3 separate regions of the Homo sapiens genome follow, and regions 2 and 3 are each linked to region 1. Evidence: chromatin contacts called from ENCODE Hi-C or POLR2A ChIA-PET data. All regions are on one chromosome and are shown on one strand. The core of a region is the stretch at or near the end of the contact, and the rest is flanking DNA. Distances in the headings are between cores, read along the strand shown. Region 1 has its middle 4.0 kb from the start of MIR6078. Region 2 overlaps LINC02660 (long intergenic non-protein coding RNA 2660). Region 3 overlaps LOC107984195 (a long non-coding RNA gene).

What was found. Hi-C counts contacts between places; a loop is a spot of excess contacts on that map. ChIA-PET counts read pairs that join two places held with the same protein, here RNA polymerase II (POLR2A). Pooled maps may share reads with other maps.
Region 2: a loop to region 1 is called in a pooled map, with 4 times the contacts of the local background. The contact joins two enhancer-like sites. A Hi-C loop is called at or near these places in 2 of 168 maps with a recorded cell type or tissue (cardiac septum and natural killer cell), 5 of 37 single-sample maps with no recorded cell type and 10 of 50 pooled maps. POLR2A ChIA-PET finds 5 or more read pairs at or near these places in 5 of 52 experiments (CD4-positive, alpha-beta memory T cell, CD8-positive, alpha-beta memory T cell, T-cell and 1 more).
Region 3: a pooled map shows a loop between it and region 1 (2.1-fold over the local background). The contact joins two enhancer-like sites. A Hi-C loop is called at or near these places in 1 of 168 maps with a recorded cell type or tissue (naive thymus-derived CD4-positive, alpha-beta T cell) and 8 of 50 pooled maps. POLR2A ChIA-PET finds 5 or more read pairs at or near these places in 2 of 52 experiments (MCF 10A and T-cell).

The regions. Positions count from the first base shown.
Region 1 is chr10:3,992,740-3,997,618 of GRCh38, forward strand. No RefSeq gene overlaps it. Among named protein-coding and RNA genes, the nearest start is that of MIR6078, 4.0 kb to the left of the region's middle. RefSeq lists enhancers at 1-291, 292-792. Within about 2 kb of position 2,697, at least 2 of the 41 ENCODE cell types and tissues checked have a DNase peak (open chromatin) inside an H3K27ac peak, as active enhancers do.
Region 2 is chr10:3,933,080-3,937,958 of GRCh38, forward strand. It overlaps LINC02660 (long intergenic non-protein coding RNA 2660), which reads left to right. Exons shown (of 3, transcript NR_183984.1): 3 at 2,600-2,733. Among named protein-coding and RNA genes, the nearest start is that of LINC02660, 23 kb to the left of the region's middle. RefSeq lists enhancers at 2,095-2,284, 2,325-2,374, 2,395-2,444. Within about 2 kb of position 2,157, at least 27 of the 41 ENCODE cell types and tissues checked have a DNase peak (open chromatin) inside an H3K27ac peak, as active enhancers do.
Region 3 is chr10:4,032,436-4,037,314 of GRCh38, forward strand. The region is part of intron 2 of LOC107984195 (a long non-coding RNA gene); the gene reads left to right. Among named protein-coding and RNA genes, the nearest start is that of MIR6078, 44 kb to the left of the region's middle. Within about 2 kb of position 2,541, at least 12 of the 41 ENCODE cell types and tissues checked have a DNase peak (open chromatin) inside an H3K27ac peak, as active enhancers do.

The DNA of each region.
Region 1 (4,879 bases), core at 1,447-3,946:
TTTAGCAGGCAGGTGCAGAGGCAGCCTGGGAAACACAGGTCAGAGCCAAGGGTGGCCTGAGGTCTCTGCAGTCGGCAGGAAGGTGCAGGACGGTCACTGGCTGCCACCGGAACGCAGGCGGCCAGCAAAGGCCTCACAGGCACGGCAACACCTCTGACCCTGTTTTCTCTGCCCGGGAGTCTGTTTTTTCATCTTTTGTTTATGTGCCTGCAGCCTTTGTGTGCTTGTAGCCTCGGCAGTGTGATCAGGTTGACCTTAGAAAGAAAAATGAAAACATTCCTGGAATAAGCCGGCCAGTTACGAGGCCAACTTTCTAGCAGGGCTAAAAGTGTGCCCCAGGGCCTCTCTACCCAACCGCAGACGGCTAGTTGGATGCGTGTTCTGAGAGTCGTGGTCCTGATGGATGAGTACATCAGGTTTCTTTCTCCTGTGGGATGAGTGTTCCCAGGTCCAGGCAGTGCGGACGCATCAGACGCTGTGCGGCATTTTTACCGGAGCAGAGCGCAGGTGGCCTGCACTATGCGTTTGCTGGGGAAGGCCTGGAATCCCAGGCCAGTGTCTCAGCCACTCCCTTCATTGCCAGGAGTTGTTCTAAGCAAATCACGACTTCTATGTTTACGCCACTGAGGGAGCAGTAGAAGACAGAATGCTCGAACACGGTTCCACTTTGGAACCCGCCTCCCCTGCCATGTCGGGGATGTATTGGAAATTCATCACACAATGAAAGAACAGCGATGTGACTGCAGTGCGACACCTGCCTCTCAGGACACGGCAGACGGCGAGGTCAGCCCTGCCCAAGCTGTTTGGAATTCATTCCGCTCTGAGCTTCCTCAACTTTCACCCTGTTCTCACCTCCAGCGAAGCTGCCATTAGCTTTCCTTCTTCCCAAGCATGTTCTGTCCCTTTCTCTGGGGTTGGGAAGTAATCAGGTATTTTGGGCTTGTAAAATCTCCTGCTGGGTTGTCAGCATAGGAGCCAGAAAAATAAAAGAACATGCCGAGCAATGTGAAGAAAAAGACAAGATTTAATTACCCCTTCTGCTTGCTTATTTCAGAAGGTATTGGAAGCTAGTACCTCTGTGCATAATACGAAGCCAATTTAGTATCGTAACGTCTGCTTAAGCAAATTACAATAAGTGAAGAATATATGGCAATCAGGAATAAAATGTTCCTGGGGGCTGTCTTTGATGGACGTTTTAGAAGAATGCCACTAAAACCAAAATATATCTGAAGCCTGGTTGGCAGGCATCACGAATAATGTGGTTTGCTGGTCAGGTAAGTTCATAAATCTCCATAACCAAGATGCTCTATCCTTCCCCTTAAATTATCCCACCATAGCTATAAATCAGTAGCAACTATTGACCTGAATCAGGGAAGCACAGTTTGCAGAACCTACTTCGTTGCCAATCAAGGATGGCTGAGTCACCTTCCACACAGGGCAACAGCTTTGGGGAGCTCTTGTCTTGGACAGATCCCCATTCCTTTGGAGATGCTGTTGGTCCAGACCAGAGAAAAGTGGGTGTTTATGTAGTGTTGAAGAACACAGTAATAATTACCCTTTATTTCCTCCACACCAAGAATTCAAAAATATCTTAAATCATTTTCACTCGACATCCTCCCTGCCCCTGAACACAAAACAAAACTCTTCTAACAAAACGTAGCACTGTTTCAATGGCTAGTGTTATGGTTTGCTTCTGTGGCCCCACCCAAATTTTGTCTCAAATTGTAATCTCCACGTGTTAAAGGAGGTACCTGTAATCCTTACCTGTAGAAGGAAGGAGGTGATTGGCGGTTCCCCCATGCAGTTCTCATGATAGTGAGTGAGTTCTCATGAGATCCCTGATGGTTTTAGAAGTGTTGCAGAGTTCTTCCTTTACACACACTCTCTCTCACCATGTAAGATGCAACTGCTTCCCCTTCCACCATAATTATAAGTTTCCTGAGGCCTCTCCAGTCACGCAGAACTGCAAGTCAATTAAACATCTTTCCTTTACAAATGACCCAGTCTCGGGTATTTCTTTATAGCAGTGTGAAAACGGACTAATGCACTAGCATGAGAATAAGGACCGAGGCATATCCATTACACCGTCTAAAGGTAAAGTTTCCCCCAGAACTGTGTTCAGAACATTGCTTTTTTTGTTTCCTTTATTCCTGGTTGTTTTCTCTTTGGTCTCTAGACCCTGTAATATTTCACTGTGACTTCTATCAGTGCATTTGCAATGAAATTTTATTACAACCAAAGCATAATGTCTCCCGCCATTTGCTTCAGGAGAATTCGATTAATCATTTATTCTAAAACTGAAACTGAACATGAAACAGTGAGGATGTAGGGAAGGGATTTAGAATGAGAAGTGGCCATCGTTAAGGCCTGTGGCAGAATTGCTTCATGAAGTACACAGAATGTTTTTATTTGTATTTTTTTTTTTGTTACTTTAAGTTCTGGGATACATGTGCAGAAAGTGCAGGTTTGTTACATAGGTAAACATGTGCCATGGTGGTTTGCTTCACCTATCAACCCATCATCTAGGTTTTAAGCCCCACATGCATTAGGTATTTGTCCTAATGCTCTCCCTCCCTTTACCCCCCAGCCCCTGACAGGTCCCGGTGTATGATGTTCCCCTCCCTGTGTCCATGTGTTCTCATTGTTCAACTCCCACTTATGAGTAATAACATGCGGTATTTGGTTTTCTGTTCCTGTATTAGTTTGCTGAGGAGGATGGTTTCCAGCTTTATCCATGTCCCTGCAAAGGAAGTGAACTCATCACAGAATGTTTCTTAAAGAGCAGACTTAGAAATCAGAGAATTAGAGGAATTTAGGAGTGGGAAGGAAAAGGAATTCTCCCTAGGTACCAAATGAGAAGGGCAGAGCACGCTGGACCTGGAGCCATATTTCCCACAGTGCTAAATCCTGGATTGGGCAAAAGCAGTGGAGGAGACCTCAGGCAGAAGGTTGAAGAATGACTTAATTATAGTAAGCGGTCAGCTATAATTTGGGGACAGAACAAATGAAAACAGGTTGAAGACAGAGCCTGAAGGTTTCAGGTTAGAGATGTGTTTCAAGGCAATGTGTGGGTCGTTAGGGAGGTTGTAGAATCACATCTGACTCAATCTCTATTGGCTTCCCCCGTTTTCTGAACTGCTGTAGCACTTTCTATATGTATTGCTCTTTTTAATCATATATTCAATTTTGTCTGGCACTTAAATATTTTCGGTATGTGTTTCTCCTACTGTCATATAAAATTGGCTTGTGGCCTGGAAGAGTTATGTAATTTTTTGGACAGAGCTCAGTACCCAGTCATCCATTCCATCCTTGCTAAACCTCTGCGAAGTAAGCAGAACAGGTATTTTTATTTCCAATTTTTGGATAAAAATATATATACTGAATTGAGCCAAGTGGCCAGTAAAGAGAGAGGAGGACTTGACCAGGTCCTGGTTGCCCTAAAAAAATGCTGCATCTTCTAGTCCATGCTGCTGATCTCTTGACAAGCTTGGAGTAAATGCTTGCTGGGAATAGAATGGATCAATGCAAAAAAATTCCTACATAATACAGATTTGATGAGTGAAGACAAATTAGTTTTTTTGCTAACCCTATCGGTCTTTTAATATTTCATTTGAGATCTGAGATTTAAATATGTAATTTTTAAAATCATGCCTATTTTCTTGAGGACATCTGCCAACATTTCCTCAATTTGTAGCTCCCTTTAAAGTTCTGAAGATGGTAATTAAATATATATAATACAGAGAATAAAAATAAGAACCTAATCTGGCCCTATGAAATTAGAACTGGAAATGTTTTGTCGAGTTGATATAGCTGCCAATGAGTTATTGCTCCCTGTGGAATTTTTTAAAATTCTTTTTTAAAAATTTTAAAGTGCAATTTTAAATACCTTAGTAAATTTGCTTGTACCTCTTCCCCAGAGAGATTATAATTTAATGTAACGGCATCCACTCTCGTGACATTCTTGGGCAAAGAATATGAACGTTCTTTTTAAATATAATTGCTGTACTTTTAGGTATGAACTTTAATTCACACATTTCTTTCCCTCTAGGTTTTTTTTTTTTTATTTCAGATCCACTGCACAGTCATTTCTTCAATAACATGTACTTTTGTCATTGTCACTTTCTATTTCTTTTCTCTTAATCACTTTCGATCTTCCTTTCTTGATTCTCATCTCTGTTGTCTACCTGCTGTTGGCATCTAGACACTTCATACTGAATTCAGATTTTTCTGGCAGGTTATTCTGAGAGCTTTGCTATTTCCATAGAAACCCAACTTCAAACCAAACGTGGCTCCCAATTTTTTAATTGTTATATCCTATGAAAATCTGTTCTAATTATATTTTCATTGGCGTTCCAATTAACAACAAATATACCTGGATCAACCACATTATTCCAAGGTGAAACTACATGTTGCTGATGGCAGAGAAAAGATAAAATAAAAGGCTCCAGTTATAAGGAAAAAAGAAGACATATGCAGAAATAATTTCTGAATTTCAAATGGTGTATTTTTTTTTTTTTTTTGAGACAGAGTCTCCCTTTTTTGCCCAGGCAGCAGTGCAGTGGTGCGATCTTGGCTCACAGCAACTTCCACCTCCCAGATTCAAGCAATTCTTCTACCTCAGCCTCCTGAGCAGCTGGGACAACGGGCATGCGTCACTACGCCCGGCTAATTTTTGTATTTTTTGTAGAGACAGGTTCTTGCCATGTTGACCAGGCTGGTCTCGAACTCCTGACCTCAAGCCATCTGCCCACCTGGACCTCCCAAAGTGCTGGGATTACAAACGTGAGCCACCGCACCCAGCCAAATGGTGTAATCTTTTAAGCAATATTACATACAAGCCAGTGTCAGTGTAATAGTAGAATTATGATGTGTAGTCCAG
Region 2 (4,879 bases), core at 907-3,406, 60 kb before region 1:
AATCCAGGTCTTTGATTCCCAAACGTAAGCTCTTTCGCTGTGTCACTTCTCCTCTTCGTTTTCATGCCAGTTCCAAGAATTAACACTGCAGTTAGCTTTCTGTTTCCTTTCCCAAGATGTACTATGTAACAATGAAGAAACCTTAAGAAAAGGATAGCAATGTCTAACATGGATGCAGGGCCAGCCTCATTCTCTGTCAAAGCGACTAGTTCCTACACTCTGGGTTCCAATACAAAGAATGCACATTTATGCAGCAGGAATGGCCCAAGGACCACACATTGCACAGCTCTTGGGAGCAGAGCAGAAAGCTGCGCCAGGCCTATCTGATCAGTCTTCATGGAAAGGGTCGCAGATCCCATTCGGCTTGGAGATTTTGATGAATTTTCCTTTCTGTGGGTTGGATTTAAAATGTAATATTCTTCCCCCAGTTGAAAGTTTAGGACTAAAAGATGGGAAATCTTTTACAAGCTACACTTCTTCCCCACCCTTACTTCCCCTGGAGTTTCCATCAGCAATCATCTGAGTGCCCCATTAACTCCCCAAAACCCAAGGTCTGTTGGTGGTGGAATATTGAGCTGAAGAGCAGACTGTTGTAGAAGTCATCAGTTCTCTCTGATCATAGTGTCCAAACAAAAACATTATGGGGGAAACTGGCCCCATCACTTAATTATCTCCCAACAGGTCCTTCTCAAAACACATGGGAATTATGGGAGCTACAATTCAAGATGATATTTGGGTGAGGACACGGCCAAACTGTATCAAGTCCCCAATTGAGGGCACCTGCTCCCTGTAGATAATGGCATTTCAGATCTACAATGTGGCATTTCCAGACAACTCACTCATTTACGCTGATTGGTGCAAATTTTATTTTAGCCTCCAAACATTTTTCTTCCCCAGTCTGTTAAAAGAAAACAAAACCAAAACACCTCTCTCTCTCTCTCTCTCTCTATTTATAGATAGAAACGCTTACCCATATCATAGCATCAGTATTTTGCTGAAGCCCTGGAGTGTCAGGCACCGTGTTAGGAACTGAATACAAAAATAAGATGTAAACCAGTCCCTCAAGGAATCTATGGGACTGGTAAGATTAGCTAACCGTGCACCTGGAGGGAATATACTTAGAAATAACTGCAAATTCTGCAGAAATGCTGAGGGGTTCCCAAACTCGTTTCTGTGAGGCCTGTTAATTGCTGAGTTGTTTTGTCTCTGGTCTGTGGAACCCCGATAGTGTGCCCTAGGTCTTTAATTTCTTCATCTCTAAAGAATAGTGTCAATGGAGTCATTGCATGTGTTTATTCATACTTCTCAATGTGGAAGAGAACTCTCTAGGGTGTAAAACCCTATCCAGGAAGCACATGACAAGTTGGAATCCTCAATGACATGGCATTGCTATAGTTGCTATCGGAACAATCTTTTCTTTTTTTTCTTTTTTTGAAACAGGGTCTTGCTCTGTCATCCAGGCTGGCGCGATCTCGGCTCACTTTGACCTCTGCCTCCTGGGTTCAAGCGATTCTCCTGTCACAGCCTCCTGAGCAGCTGGGATTACAGGCAGGCACCACCATGCTGAGCTAATTTTTGTATTTTTAGTAGAGACCAGGTTTCGCCATGTTGCCCAGGCTACTCTCGAACTCCTGGCCTCATGTGATCCGCCCACCTCAGCCTCCCAAAGTGCTGGGATTACAGGCGTGAGCCACTGCAACCAGCTGGAACAATCTTGATATTAGGGTGAACAAGTGATTTCATAGCTTTCTCTGAAGGAGGAAACACTGGGAGCATCCACCCGAGAATCAACACTGTGGATCATTCTGGGGAGTTAATAGTTTTGAGATGTGTCCCAAGATAATTGTTAGCTTGAATTACCACGTGGATGGAACCATGCTGATCCTAAGAGCCAGGTAATGGCCAAAGGTGCCATTCAGGTGAAATCCCCAGGTGGAAAATTCTTCCACTTCCAATGATAGAATTCTATTACTCTGCCTATAGTTTGGTGAAACAAGACTTTACAAATAGAGGACAAGATCCATTTTGCCAAGAACAACCATATGGATTTAACTGCTGCTAACAACCGTTAGGAAGGAACATCAATAAAAAGCAAGCCTGTGAGACAACTCCTTCCCCAAGGGGCGCTTGTTACAGAGCGCGGGCCCCAGCAGGCCTGGTCCATCCTCCACATTCTTTCCTCTCTGACTTATTTTTACTTTCTGTTTGAATTGGCTTGGTTTTATTTTGCCCTAAACTGTGTCTGTAGTCATCCCCCGACAGAGTTTTGAGAGTGAAAGTCCGATCTGCCCACGCTTCACAGAACTCAATGCGGAGCCTTCTCAGGAGTCACTTGACGTCAAGGCTGACTTTTAAATTTGCCAAAAAGGCATTCTTTGGGGAGCGGTCGGCACCATCACTTTCCCTCTTTAGAGAGCTGCTACTGGCTGCTGGAATTCAAAACCCACAAATTGCATTTCTAAACTTAATTCGATACATAGATGAGCGGAAAGATCAGACATTGATGCTATTGTTTTCAACCAAGATGTTTTACTATATCATTTATATTTTGTTTTTTTCTTCCCCCAGTTTTTAAACTTTTTGTTTGTTTGTTTTACAGGCCAAGCCTACTGCTGTTAGAAAACATATTTAGAAATCACTTGGTTCTTCCTTGCCTGAACATCATCTATTTAGTTAGCTTGTGTTGTTTAGATGTGCTTCAGATCTCAAAAAAATAAATTATGTTATTTGAAAGCTTGCTCTCTGCTTGTTTACACTATTAATTTAGAGTCCAGAGGAATCTCTAAATTTGCCTCTAGAAACCACATAATCACCTAATAATACCTTTCCTGACTCCACTTTCTGACACAAAGTGACTTTTGAAACGCTTCCATCTTCCCTTTCTATTTAATGTACTGCACTCCACTCTTTTTTCCTTTCGTTTTTTCTACAGTCCGTCATGGAGTATTTGTTTACCAAATGTTACTTTTCTTGGATCCAATCTATTTTTGAAGAGCGCAAAAGCAAACAACTGTTTGAAGCTGTCAAGCTTCATTTTATTTATGCATGAATAACACAAATAACTTGAAAATGACCTAGTCTGTTTTTCTCAGATTTAGATAGAAAAACTGCTTCCGGCCAATGTTTATGCCAATTTGTTCATGCCAAGTTTCCAGTTTCGGTGCCAACCGGTTTTTACAGCCAAGTTGTAAACCTTCGGTAAACATGGCTTATAATGAAAAGTGCAACACAGCCTGAACCCTGGCACCAGGGGACGGATGTAAATTTATTCTAAGAACAAAATTCTAACAGGAACAGGAGGGGAGCTAGGCTGGCTACAAAGTGTTCCCACCGTAATATGGAAAATGTACAGATGATGATATATTTGATTACTAAGATCCCATTAGGCCAATTTAGGCACTTTATGTATTTCCTTTGCTCTGGACGCTGAGTGGTTTCATGCTCAATTTGAAGCAACTGGCTCATTGTCTCAGGGTGGTTCTAGAACTTTGCCTTCAGGTGGGGCTGGGGAGGGAGCCCTGGCATTTCAAGACAGGAGGGGGTGATATGGTTGGGCTCTGTGTCCCCACCCAAATCTCATGTTGAAAGGTAATCCCCAATGCTGGAGGTGGGCCTGGTGGGAGGTGACAGGGCCATGGAGGTGGCTCCTTATGGTCTCACACCATCCTCCTGGGTGCTGTCATCCCTATCGTGAGTTCTTGTGGGGTTGGCTTCTCATGGTCTGACACCATCCTCCTGGGTGCTGTCGTCCCTATGTGAGTTCTTGTGGGGGTGGCTTCTCATGGTTTAACACCATCCTCCTGGGTGCTGTCATCCCCGTCGTGAGTTCTTGTGAGATCTGGTTGTTTAAAAATGTGTGGCACCTCCCGCGTTGCTCTCTCTTCCTCCTGCTCCAACCATGTAAGATGTGCCAGCCTCTCCTTTGCCTTCTGCCATGATTGTAAGTTTCCTGAGGCCTCCCCAGAAGCAGAAGCCACTGTGCTTCTTGTACAGCCTGTGGAACCGTGAGCCAATCAAACCTTTTTCTTTATAAATTACCCAGTCCCAGGTATTTTTTTATAGCAATATGAGAATGGACTCATACAATGGGTATGTTCATCTGCATTCATAAAGGTACAGAAAAAGGAATCAAATGTTTTATTTTAACATCAGTTCAAAAATGTCCATCCATGTCAACCTCTTCTCTCCTAATATGTTGCATCCAGTGTGTCCTTTGCAAAACCTAAAAAAATTATATCCCTCCCATTTATAACCCTCCACAGCTTCCCATTTTCTTCAAGTAAGCCACACACTTCTTCCTGGACCCTCAAGATCCCCCCTGGACCCCCGAGAAGGCAGGTGTGAAGCCTTTTGTCTATAAACTCATCTATCTCTCTCCACTCCCCAATTGAGCTCTCAAGGGACACTGACATCCTTTCTGTTTCTGGAACATTCCAAGCTGATCCTGGCTTAGGGCTTCTAGAGGCCCCCTCAGCAGGAAAACCCTTTCTTATCTCCCACTTGGCTGGCTCCTTCTCTCTGCCCACATCTCACTCAGACTCTGAGAAGCATCCCCCCAAATATTCCATCAAAAACAGCTCCCACCCCCACCCTCCATCCCAATCTATCACGTTGTTGGTTTTTCTTCATAATGTATTTGAAATTGCTCACTTGCATATTAATTTACTTACTGATCAGAATGCAAATTAGATTCGAATGTCAATTTACAACTGCCTGGATGCTTTTTTACCATTTTTCAGCCGTATTCCTAGGACTGAGGTGCACAGAGATTACTCAATACAAACTTGTTAAATGAAATCAATGCTTATTAAACTGATGTCTCCTGTTTACAGGGAAAAATGCCCAGTGTTACAGGTGCAGCGATGGATGAGCCCCAGTC
Region 3 (4,879 bases), core at 1,291-3,790, 40 kb after region 1:
ATCTCTGGACTCCTAAAAGGACCTTTTTTTGGGACGGAATCTCACTCTGTCACCCAGGCTGGATCTCTGCTCACTACAGCCTCCACATCCTGGGTTCAAGCAATTCTACTGCCTCAGCCTCCTGAGTAGCGGGGACTACAGGCATGCGCCACAACGCCTGTATAATTTTTTTTTTTTAATTTTTAGTAGAGAAGGGATTTCGCCACATTGGCCATGCTGGCCTCGAACTCCTGACCTCAAGTGATCCACCCGCCTTGGCCTCCCAAAGTGCTAGGATTATAGGCATGAGCCACCACGCCTGGCCAGGACTTCTGAGTTTCAATTTGGAAATTTCAGAAAATCACAGGGCAGCTTCCCACTGGGACATGGCCCTGTGGCCCCTGCAGTGGACAGCTACCTTGGGGAGAGGGGCTGTTACTGCTCTGTTGTATGAAGTGCTTACCTTTCCTCCAATTACTATAGCCAGACAGGGGGACAGCAGAGGGTGAGGTGGAGGGTTGACTAGTCCAGTCCGGGATACCAGGACACCCTTGTGAGAAGGGGAGCCACTCCCTCTATTTCTCTCTGCAGCATATCAGAATGTCACTCATCTCCCACCACGCTTACCCAGGATTCACCATGCTGCTTTCTTGCCTGGCCTTGCTTGAGCGCTCTCTGGCCTCAGTATGCTCAGTGCACAGCATTAACTCCCATCTTCCAAGTCTTGACCATGCAATCAGAAGAGACATGGAGAACCTACCATGAGCCAGACACTTTTTCTACCCGTTTCCGTGCAATACTTCATTTTGGTTTTACAACATTCCTTCTGGGTAGGATGCACAGTTTATTTACATTTTATAGATAAAATTATTGAGGTGTCAAAAGGCTGAGTGGTTTTCCCAAAGCTACAACCTTGTACATTTTGGAGACAGGCCTGAAACTGTTGGAGGGGTTCAGAGCCCACCTCCTTCTCTTCAGCATCACTATGCACCACGGCTGGGCCAGCCCTGGTCTTGAGTCTCGTAGAAGGTCTCTATTTGCATTAAATGTTAACAAGAAGCCGTCATAGAAGATCCTCCTTCTGTTGGTTTCTTTTCTGCTTGGACTCTGGCATAGTAAAAAAATTCACACACAACTCATTTTGAAAAACCAAATGAAACAAAACAAAGGTCCTCTTAGTCATAGCATCAAAACTGAAAGTTAGTGAAGGGCTTAGAAATTCACCCTGACTTTACACAGGAGGTAATAGCCACTGGGAATACCGAGTAACTCCCCTTCCACCCACACCAGATGGTTTCTGGTGGAGCCAGGACAGCGCTCCTGCCCCAGGACCTCAGGACGAGGACGAAGTCCTGGGCTCTGTTGGAACACAGCATAGGATAATTCTCACAGCTGGGTGGGCCTGGGAGGCAGGAGGCAGATGTGTGCTGAGGGCCACCTGCCAGATTTAGAGATGGAGCACGGATGGATTGAGAAGAGGTTCTGAGACAGAAGTATTGCTCTAAGGATCTGGCGTAGACAAATAGACCCTCCTTGGAAAGATGAGTGGCCCTGGGGTTGTCCCCAAATCTCTGGACCAGCCCAAGCCTATGACTCCCTGCACAAGGGCACCTGCTCTCACTGCGCAAGGATCTCTGGACTTTCTCCTCCAAAGACCTGCTCCTGGAACACAGAGCCCCTCTTCTCCTTCGTATTGGGACCCGCCTGGCCTCACACTAGGAATGTCCCCTGGACAGCAGTTTGAAGGCCCTATGCTCGCTCACTGCACTAAGGATTCTTGAGCGATGGGCGACTTGGTCGACACACAACCCGGGCCCACTGTGCGGAATTGCGTCGAATAAGCTTCTCCCTGGGGCAGAGTCCCTGCCTGTCCTTGCCGCCCCCGTCCTGTTCTCGTCCCTCTATCCTCCAACCCTCCCCAAGGCCCTTTCTCCCCCTACTTCAAGGATGGGGCCCTTTTCCGAGCACTTTGCTCATTGCAAAACATAACCAAATTAAACAAAACAAAGCCCATTTTGGTTTGGGCCTCTAATGTTCTCCTAAATGCTCTCTGATTTTCCATTTGAACCCTAATTTTTCTCAGCCTATTTCTGCAATAAATTATCACTGTGTTTTGAGAAAGTGATAGATTTTGAACCCTTTGGCCCATATTCTTTAATGAATCCTCTTTTAGATTGTAGAGTTTCATCTGAGCTTCCCAATCTTAACTCCTCACTCCCCGCCTCACCCCATAGGGAAGTTAGAAGGATCCGAAGAAGTGGGTTCCTATCAGAGTCTGGCGTCTCCACTGTGGACATGCCACTTAACATCACCTGACCTCTGGATGAATCAAGTCAGTCAGCTTAGCAGGCTCTAAAGCCCCTTTAATTCAAAAACTTGGAGCCTGTATTTTCTTTTCCTTAGATGCCCATGATTTTTTTTAAAAATAGGGATTCTAGTTTTCCATCCAAGACCCTTGCACACTTCAGTACACTTAGTGTGGGGTTCACTTTCCAGACCCGGTCTCCAGGTGCTGTCTGCTTCTCCAGTCATGTTAGCCTGAAACGGCGACTGATTCATGTGCACACTTCGGCTCCCCAGGCCAGAATGCTGTCACTCTGGGGAGGAATTATGGTTTCACTTTTTGCTTCATTCCTGCTGTAGAGAACAGGCACCCATCAAAGTCCAGAGTAAACAGACACTGTTTCACGTGCAGCAGATGGAAGTCTTTATCCATGATTACTTTTGTCCTATGTCTTTCATGTCCCCCTGTTTTTTTGACGCCTCCCACTTTTCCCTTTTAAATACTCTGGGTGATGGTTAAAAGCAAGATGACTGCTGGTTTATTCGTCACACCGGAAGCAAGAAAAAGTTACATGCAGGCAAAGGAGCTGGATGCAGGATCTCATCTGAAGGACAAGATCACTTAGCCATGCACGGGCAAGAAAGAACTGAATGTTTCTGAATAGAGGAAACGTTAGTCCCGGATTTCAACCGAGAGAAGGAATGCTGAGAGTTCTTGACAGCGAGGGCTTCGGCAGGGGTGACACGCCTTTGATTTAGAATGGTTAGCACATACCCACATGCACACATGACCTGCCTTAGTTTCAGGATATGGAAACTTCTGAACAGAATTGTGGGTACAGCTGCATTTACACATATTTACTGGGCACTTATCACATATAGCAAAATATCCTGAAGAGTAAATTACAATCCTCTCCCATCTTGAAGGCACTTATGAAATTCTGTCTGTATTTACTCTTTCTTTAGGGTTAGTGAGCAGCAATGTGTTGCTGATAATTCTAATGTTGCTCCTGGAAATGTGTTATTTTAAGAGATTCACATCCTCCATGTGGGGTTGGAAACATCTGTTCAGAACAGAACGTATCAGTTAAGATTATATTTTGCTCCTCCCAGTTTGAGTCCAGATGGTTACATCTACGCGCTATGTACTACAAGTTTCAATTATCTACTGTAATTTTATTTCTTTTATTTTGTATGTCTAATGAAGCTAATATTTAAAATAACTCCTAATATATTTCTAATGTGCTAAAAGCTAAAGGTCCTTAAGTGTGTGTGTATGTGTGTGTGTGTCTGTTAAAATGTTGTAAGATTACTAGATGCTAAGAATGCCATTTTTAGGCCAGGCGCGGTGGCTCACTCCTATAATCCCAGCACTTTGGGAGGCCTAGGCAAGCGGATCACTTGAGATCAGGAGTTCAAGACTAGTCCGGCCAACATGGTGACACCTGATCTCTACTAAAAATACAAAAATTAGTGGGGTGTGGTGGTGCACGCCTGTGATCCCAGCTACTCTGGAGGCTGAGGTAGGAGAATCGCTTGAACCTGGGAGGAGGAAGTTGCAGTGAGTTGAGATTTTGCCACTGCACTCCAGCCTGGATGATAGAGACACTGTCTCTAAAATAATTAAATAAATGAATGAATGAATAAATAAATACATATTTGTAAAATGCTGTAAGATTACTGTTAAAACGTGTATAAAGCATATTATTAAAGGAAAGGTAAACATTCCCTCCGAGTGGATTTTCTAAATCCAAACAAAGTGAACTTCATCAGAAATAATAGCTTCAAGAAAGAAAATCATTTAAAATGGTGATGAATTGTTATTTAATTCAACAAAATAATACATAGTCCATCATAGAAACATATAATAAAGCGAATTTCTCATTGATCACTATTTTGAGAAAAGTGACAAAGCTATTCAAATGAATAAAAAGTATGTGAATTTTCAGGTAATTTTGTGGGAGAAAGGATGTTTCAGGATGCTTTAGAACATTGATCTCCAAATGTTTGTCACTGTTGTATCCTGTTGTTTTGCAAAATGCAAACTCTCAGTCATTTTTAACGGACATACAAAATTTTTCTTCATATGCTGAAATAGTTGCAAATGATGCAAATTTCAGGATACTATGGACAGATAAAAATGAAACTATGAACTTGTTCTACGAAATGTAGTCAGTGAAATGTCAATAACGAAGTGATTTGATACTGACCACCACCTATTAAAAGAAAAACACAAACAAGCTCTTCAATTACAGGAAATTGGACATTGTTCCTTTTTCTCTTTGAACTTGTATTCCAATTTTATTTCTCCATAGGTTTTATCTTAATGTAATCTTTACTCAAAACATTCTTATTGATTGTTTCGTAATTCCTTCTGTGAAGGAAATACATAAATTGAAAGCAAAATATTTTAATTTTGCCCATGCAGCTCTAAGTGTTACATTTTTCTATATTGGATTGTCATTATAATTACTATTTGTACAAGGCTGATCCCAATAACACACATATACAATTTTATATTTAGCAAATAAAAATATGCAGTTTGATTTGAAATTCCTATCCTAATAAGATAGATGAAATTTTTTTATTAGTTTATACAATTAATACATAGTTAACA